Linked DNA regions of Homo sapiens: region 1 is linked to region 2. The links are chromatin loops, found by intact Hi-C in ENCODE. Cell type or tissue: endothelial cell of umbilical vein. All regions are shown on one strand. Links, peaks and the distances in the headings refer to the core of each region. The heading gives the core; the rest is flanking DNA. Region 1 overlaps DGKD (diacylglycerol kinase delta). Region 2 overlaps INPP5D (inositol polyphosphate-5-phosphatase D).

What was found. A loop is a pair of places that touch in the nucleus more often than their neighbours do. Peaks named below come from ENCODE experiments on the same cell type or tissue, not always from the same donor. Only the 100,000 strongest peaks of a DNase experiment are listed, where the experiment ranks them.
Region 1: it touches region 2 in a loop (3.0-fold over the local background); 3 of 110 quality-filtered maps call a loop at or near these places.

What each region holds. Positions count from the first base shown.
Region 1 is chr2:233,417,978-233,420,879 of GRCh38, forward strand. All of the region lies in intron 3 of DGKD (diacylglycerol kinase delta), which reads left to right. Among named protein-coding and RNA genes, the nearest start is that of DGKD, 65 kb to the left of the region's middle. RefSeq lists an enhancer at 921-1,120 and a silencer at 1,311-1,420. In endothelial cell of umbilical vein, for the core only: no CTCF peak of the experiment used is centred there; a DNase peak (open chromatin) is centred at 1,144; H3K27ac peaks cover 2,356 bases.
Region 2 is chr2:233,083,195-233,086,096 of GRCh38, forward strand. The region is part of intron 2 of INPP5D (inositol polyphosphate-5-phosphatase D); the gene reads left to right. Among named protein-coding and RNA genes, the nearest start is that of INPP5D, 24 kb to the left of the region's middle. RefSeq lists a silencer at 1,345-1,639 and an enhancer at 1,630-1,679. In endothelial cell of umbilical vein, for the core only: no CTCF peak of the experiment used is centred there; DNase peaks (open chromatin) are centred at 1,467, 2,447 and 2,757; H3K27ac peaks cover 2,500 bases.

The DNA.
Region 1 (2,902 bases), core at 93-2,592, 330 kb after region 2:
GGTTGAGAAACCCTGATATGGACAGATAGTTATGGGGCCTTTTTCTGTGAATATTATTAAATACACTTTAGTTTTACAAAAATTTGGATTATTTATACAGACTAGTTTATGACCTGCTTTTAAAACTTATTACTTCATGAACATCTTTCTGTGTCCATGACTATGGGCCTGTGACATACCATTGTGTGAGCATGTTGGAGCTTACTTCACCAGCCCCCTGTCTGGAGACTGAGGTGCTGCCAGCGTTTTGCTATTGAAACCACATTTGTTTGTATTTTGCCTTCTGCATGCTGGTTGACTATGGCCAGCCCATGTTGGGGCACCAGCTCTACATCTGGGGTGCCTTTCATGGGTAATAATATTCCCTTCCTGCCAGAGGCCCCCCCGCCAACCATGGCAGTCCCCAATCTCTAGTTTTCTCACAGTTGAACATAACTCAAGCTTAATGAAGTACTGTTGAAATAGTGAATAGGTAAGTAACACAATATTTCTGTCACGTTTCATTTTTAAGTAGAACTTTCACTTTTTGCTTCATTTTACTTTATGGGTTTCTAAAAAAATAAATAAATTAAAACAACCTATCTTCTGGTAGGTTACATGTGACTTTAACTTCTTGCCAAGTTGGCTTTGCTCCATACCTGGGCTTCCTGAGTTCCTGGGGAGGCAGGAGTGGGTCAGATGGAGGATGCCTTGCTCTGACTGTGCTGTGGGTGGCACCTGTCAGTTGTCATGCTGGGGACCCCCTCCTTCCCCCCAAAGCTGCTCTGAGGCTGCAGGTGAGATGCAGCCCAGGAGAGGAAGTGCATGACAGCTGTTTGGGCCCACGTTCCCTTTTAGGTTGCAGACAGGGCAGCGTGCAGAGCTGGTGGGCTGGGCGGGGTCTGACACAGTGCTGTGCGGAGCTCACCCGGACCTGGGCACTCAGGCTCTTTCTATATGGGGAACTCCAAGAGCTTGTTTGTGTGGTGGTGTCTATTTTTGTGTTTTGTGTGGTGCTCTGTGAGGAAGTCTGTTGTCTACGCACATCCCAGCTGCTTTGAATGGTCTGTCTCTGGGGGCTTCCAGGTAGGGAATTGTGTACGGGGAATCCAGGATTCGGGCAGCATCGGAACAGCAGGATGTGAGTAACAGGAAGTGACAGAAATGACCCAGGGCGCCAGATGCTTATTCTCGGCCACCTTTCCAAGCGCTGCAGCCCAGGAGCTATATTTAGCAGAGTGTTTCCGAGTGCCTCATCCTGCCCCCAGCACCGTCCCTTTGCCCCTCTTTTGGTTGGTGGCTGATTGCACGGTACTGATTTGCTGCTCCAGCGTTCCTGCTCTACTTCGTAATCTGTAGGCTCTTGCCCATTGACTTTAACACCCAGTTTTTGTTTGTGCTGGGTCACTTCAATTTTGATACACGTGGAGCAGCTGGAAACTGTTCTGAGCAGGAAGGGCAGCAGGTAAGAGCCCCAGGGGACAGTGTGCCATCATACTGGGAGGCTGTTGGGTGGTGAGTTCAAGGTCAGGGTTTGGAATTAAGCGGAAGGAATTGAGCTTCCTTGTAAGATGCTCCAGAGGGTTGCTTCTTGGCTTGTATGTCTTAGAAATGGAAGGCTGGAATTTTTAAGGTATAGGCTTTGTGGTGTGACTTTACTCATGTGCTAGAAACATTCTGTGGTTCTCACCTGGCCAGACAGAAAGCTGCAGGTGGAAGAGGCTTGTGTGTGGTGAATTCCTACAGTCTGAGCTTTGTCACGGGAAAATTTCCCTCCAGTCCCCCAAAGCAAGCACTACAGAGCCCAGATTTGTTCTGCTTTGGGTGTGGGTGGATTTTCACCTTGTCTGTCGACGGTGCAGGACCTGTCCCTGTGTGCTTTGAGGTTTCTAGGGTGTGATGTTGGTTTGTGGTTTGTGGAGGGGTGTGTGTTGGGAGGGAAGGTGTTTTTGCTGTTCTCCTCTAAAAGCTCCCTTCTGAGTGGTCCCGCCAGGACCTCCCTTTCCTCCCTTCATGAAGCATCCACCTTGTTTTCAGACACTCGAGCTATTTGGGATTCAGGAATTGACTCTGGGATGAGAAATTTGAGAGACAAATTAGGAACAGTTGTGTCTGCCATGAGACGCGTGGCAGTCGGCAGGGGCCTGGTGGGGTGTATAAAAGCCCTGGGAACCCTGCATAAAGGGGTTGGGATGGTAAAGGAGTGAATTCCAGGCTCAGGCGCTCAGGAGATTCCCCTCCCCCAGTTCCCTCAGCAGAGTCTGGCTACTGGCATGGTTTCAGGCTGACCTGTTAACCTTCCGTATGGCTAAACTACAAATATAGGGCATGGCTATATTGTGTGTGTCTCTAGTTCTGGCTTGGGCATGTTAGCATATTTTTGTGCCAAAACATTTAAAACATTCAAAAAGTAACACATGAACCCAGCTATGACTGCTTCCAGCCTGAGAAATAAACATAATAGATATAACAGAGGCACTTGGAATTCTCTTTCCTATCCTCGTTTCTTCCTGCTCCCCCTTCCCTGGGGGCATCCTAACTTTGGTGTTTGTCATTTGTTTTCATGTTTATATACTTTTTTGATAAGTGTGTGTAGGCATAAACAGTATATAGCATTGTTGAACTGGTTCTGAAATGTCGAATAAATGTTATCAGACTGGACAGCCACAGCATTACGCTTCCTGGATTTATCCCTGTGGCTACATCTAGCTTTAGTTAAATGGTTCAAGGTTTAATACAACTGATTCCTGATTCCTGGAGTTAAATCAGAATTTCTGGGGAACGAGGCATGAACCGCAGAGCTCCTGACAGGCGCGGCCTGAGTTGAGGCCCACGATGCTGGTTTTCGTGGCCTCTGTAGTGTTCCAGTACCTAAGACGTCCTGTTGTGGACGTACACTTTCCCAGATTCCCTGTGATCAGTA
Region 2 (2,902 bases), core at 279-2,778:
CTCCCAGCACAAGGAAGCTGCTGGGGAGGAGGGTGGAGACAGCAGGGAGCTGGAGGTGCTTTAGAGCATTCTAGGCAGTGCTGGGAGTGGTGGGGAAGGAGGGGTAAATTTTGGAACTCCATCTCCCTCAGCTCTGCTCTTTGGGCTATGGGCTTCATGTCTTCAGGGACCTGAGTACGCTCTGGAACTGTTAAGCAGTTGTTCAACAGCTGCTGTGCCACTCAAACCCTGAGAACCTTCTGGACTCAGCTTGCACTGCTTTTCCTGGTTGGGGGAGGGTTGGGGCAGTGCTCTGAGCCCTGTGTGAGGCCAGACGAAGGCAGAACGGCTCAGCCCCGCAGGCCTGACTGTCCCACACCAAGAGAGTGGGTTTCTTGTAAAGCCAAAACTCCTTTCTTGACTTGGAAAGGGAAGTGACTCTCCCCTAAGAGAAGCGGTGCCTATCTTGAGCTGCTCGCTGCAGACTGAGCTGGGAGGCTGCTGCTGCCTTTGAAATGGCCCCTCTTTGGGAAAGTAAGGAAGAGTCTGAGGTCCTGCAAGCCGCCCTCATGGGCCAGCTCCAGGGTGGCCAGGGAGGCCTGGAGTGGCCTCAGACGTGTCGCATAAATGGCTGTCTCAAACCTAGGGCCACAGTTGAAGCAAAAGAGGCCCTTCGGCTCCACCCTACAACCTTTTGGCCCTTGCGTCCTTTCTAACATCCTTCCCACCGAGAGGAATAAAGCAGAAAATTAGAACTACCCATAATCCCCTATCACATCAATGTTCTCTGTGAACTTCCTGTCTTTTCTTGAGGTTGAGATTGTATCTAGGATATTGATTGTTTCAGTCAAGATGGGAGCACCCCCAGGTGTTTTTCTGTTTTGTTTTGTTTTGTTTTTGAGACAGGGTCTTGTTCTGTAGACCAGGCTGGAGTGCAGTGGCGCGACCTCGGCTCACTGCAACCTCTGCTCCCAGGCTCAAGCAATTCTCCCACCTCAGTCTCCTGAGTAGCTGAGATTACAGGTGTGCACCACTATGCCCAGCTAAATTTTGTATTTTTCTGTAGAGATAGGGTTTCACTATGTTGCCCAGGCTGGTCTCAAACGCCTGGGCTCAAGTGATCCACCCGCCTCAGCCTCCCAAAGTGTTGGGATTACAGGCGTGAGCCACCATGCCCAGCCACACTCCCAGGTTTTCATGCAAGTTTAGATGAAGAGTTAGAAAATATCTATCTCATAGACCCTTTCATTATTCTTTCCCGATTTGGAAGAAAAAATCCAGTGGTCTGAGCCATTCCGGTGAGTTCTAAAGAAGAGACACTTGTGACTCAAGTCCCTGGTCCCTGACGGTGGCTGTCACGTATCTCCGGGCGACATGGCTTTTGGAGAGGGAAAACAAAACAACTTTCTAAAAGCTGTTCCGTCACAAGCATCCGGGAGGTGAACGGTTGAGCCATTGTTATTAAGCTCAGGAAGCGAGTGGCAGCTGTTATTGTTCTGAGTGGTCACTGAGTGAAGTAAAGATTCCGTCTGAGCCGCCGGGCAAAGGATGTGGCTCTAACACACTTCCTGAAGTTGCACAACAAGGGGCACAGAAAAGGTTCAGGGCATAGAAGCCTAGCACGGCCAGGGCTGCCCTGTGTGGGCTCCACAGCCATGCCAAGGACAATGGGCCCCAAGGGGGTCCGTGCTGGTGGAGGGGTTCCTTTATGCTCTGACACTCACCTTCTAGAAGCCTGCATTTTGAATTGGTTTTTCTGTCTACTGCAGAATATGGACAGATCTATTTTCCAAGCCTCTGAATATCTCAAAACATCTTTAGTTGTCTACACATTCAAGAGTAATTTGATAGATATAAAATTCTTGGAACCAACTGTTCGCTCAAAATCCTGTAAAAGGTACAGCACTACCTTCAAGAATGTAGTGTTACAGGCTGGGTGCAGTGGCTCACTCCTGTAATCCCAGCACTTTGGGAGGCTGAGGCAGGTGGATCACCTGAGGTCAGGAGTTTGGGACTAGCCTGGGCAACATGGTGAAACCCCGTCTCTACTAAAAATGCAAAACTTAGTCGGGTGTGGTGGTGCATGCCCGTAGTCACAGCTACTCCGGAGGCTGAGGTGGGAGGATCGCTTGAACCTGAGAGGCAGAGGCTGCAGCGAGCTGAGGTCTCACCACTGCACTCCAGCTGGGTGACAGAGCAAGACTGTCTCAAAGAAAAAAAAAAAAAAGAATGTAGCGTTATGAATAGTTCCGAGTACAAAATCCAAGGCCAAACTTGTGCTGGTTCCTATAGAGGCGACCCATTTTTTTCTTTTTTTCTACTTTGAAGCCGGTGGGAATTCTTTTCCAGTGTTGTCATTTTCCTTTCATTGATAGTACCTGCAATGTGTTCGGCTTGTTCACTTTGCAAACTCTGTTCTTTGACACAAAAGACCTTTCTTCTGTTAGGTCTTTGAGTAAGTTTTTATTCCAGCTCTTCTGGCATCTTTCTTCTAATCCCCTGAGAAAGCCAAGCCTCCCCCCGTTTTCTAGCCCCCTGGGGTACACATGCCTTTGTGACTGAGCAGCCCCTCCCTCTTGTGTGGCTGCAAGATCCCTAATCCCTTCCCCAGTCTGTCAGAGAATTCTGGAAAGAGTATCCATGCCATTTGTCATCTCTACCTCCAAATGACTGTCTTTATTTTCTCCCCATCCCCACTAGCCATTTTGTCCTTGTTTCTCCATGTTCCAGAGCCTTCTGGTTCACCTTGCCCCAGATCATGGGCCTGTTTCCTGTCTTTGTTACCCAAAGCGGTCTAGAACTAACATCAACATGCACCATGTAGCCGATAAGTTTAGACTGGGGAATGGGATGCAAGTGTAACCAATGAGATGTGAAGAGAAGGGCTTTGTGGGCTTCTAGTAAAGGTCTGTTTGTCTTAAAA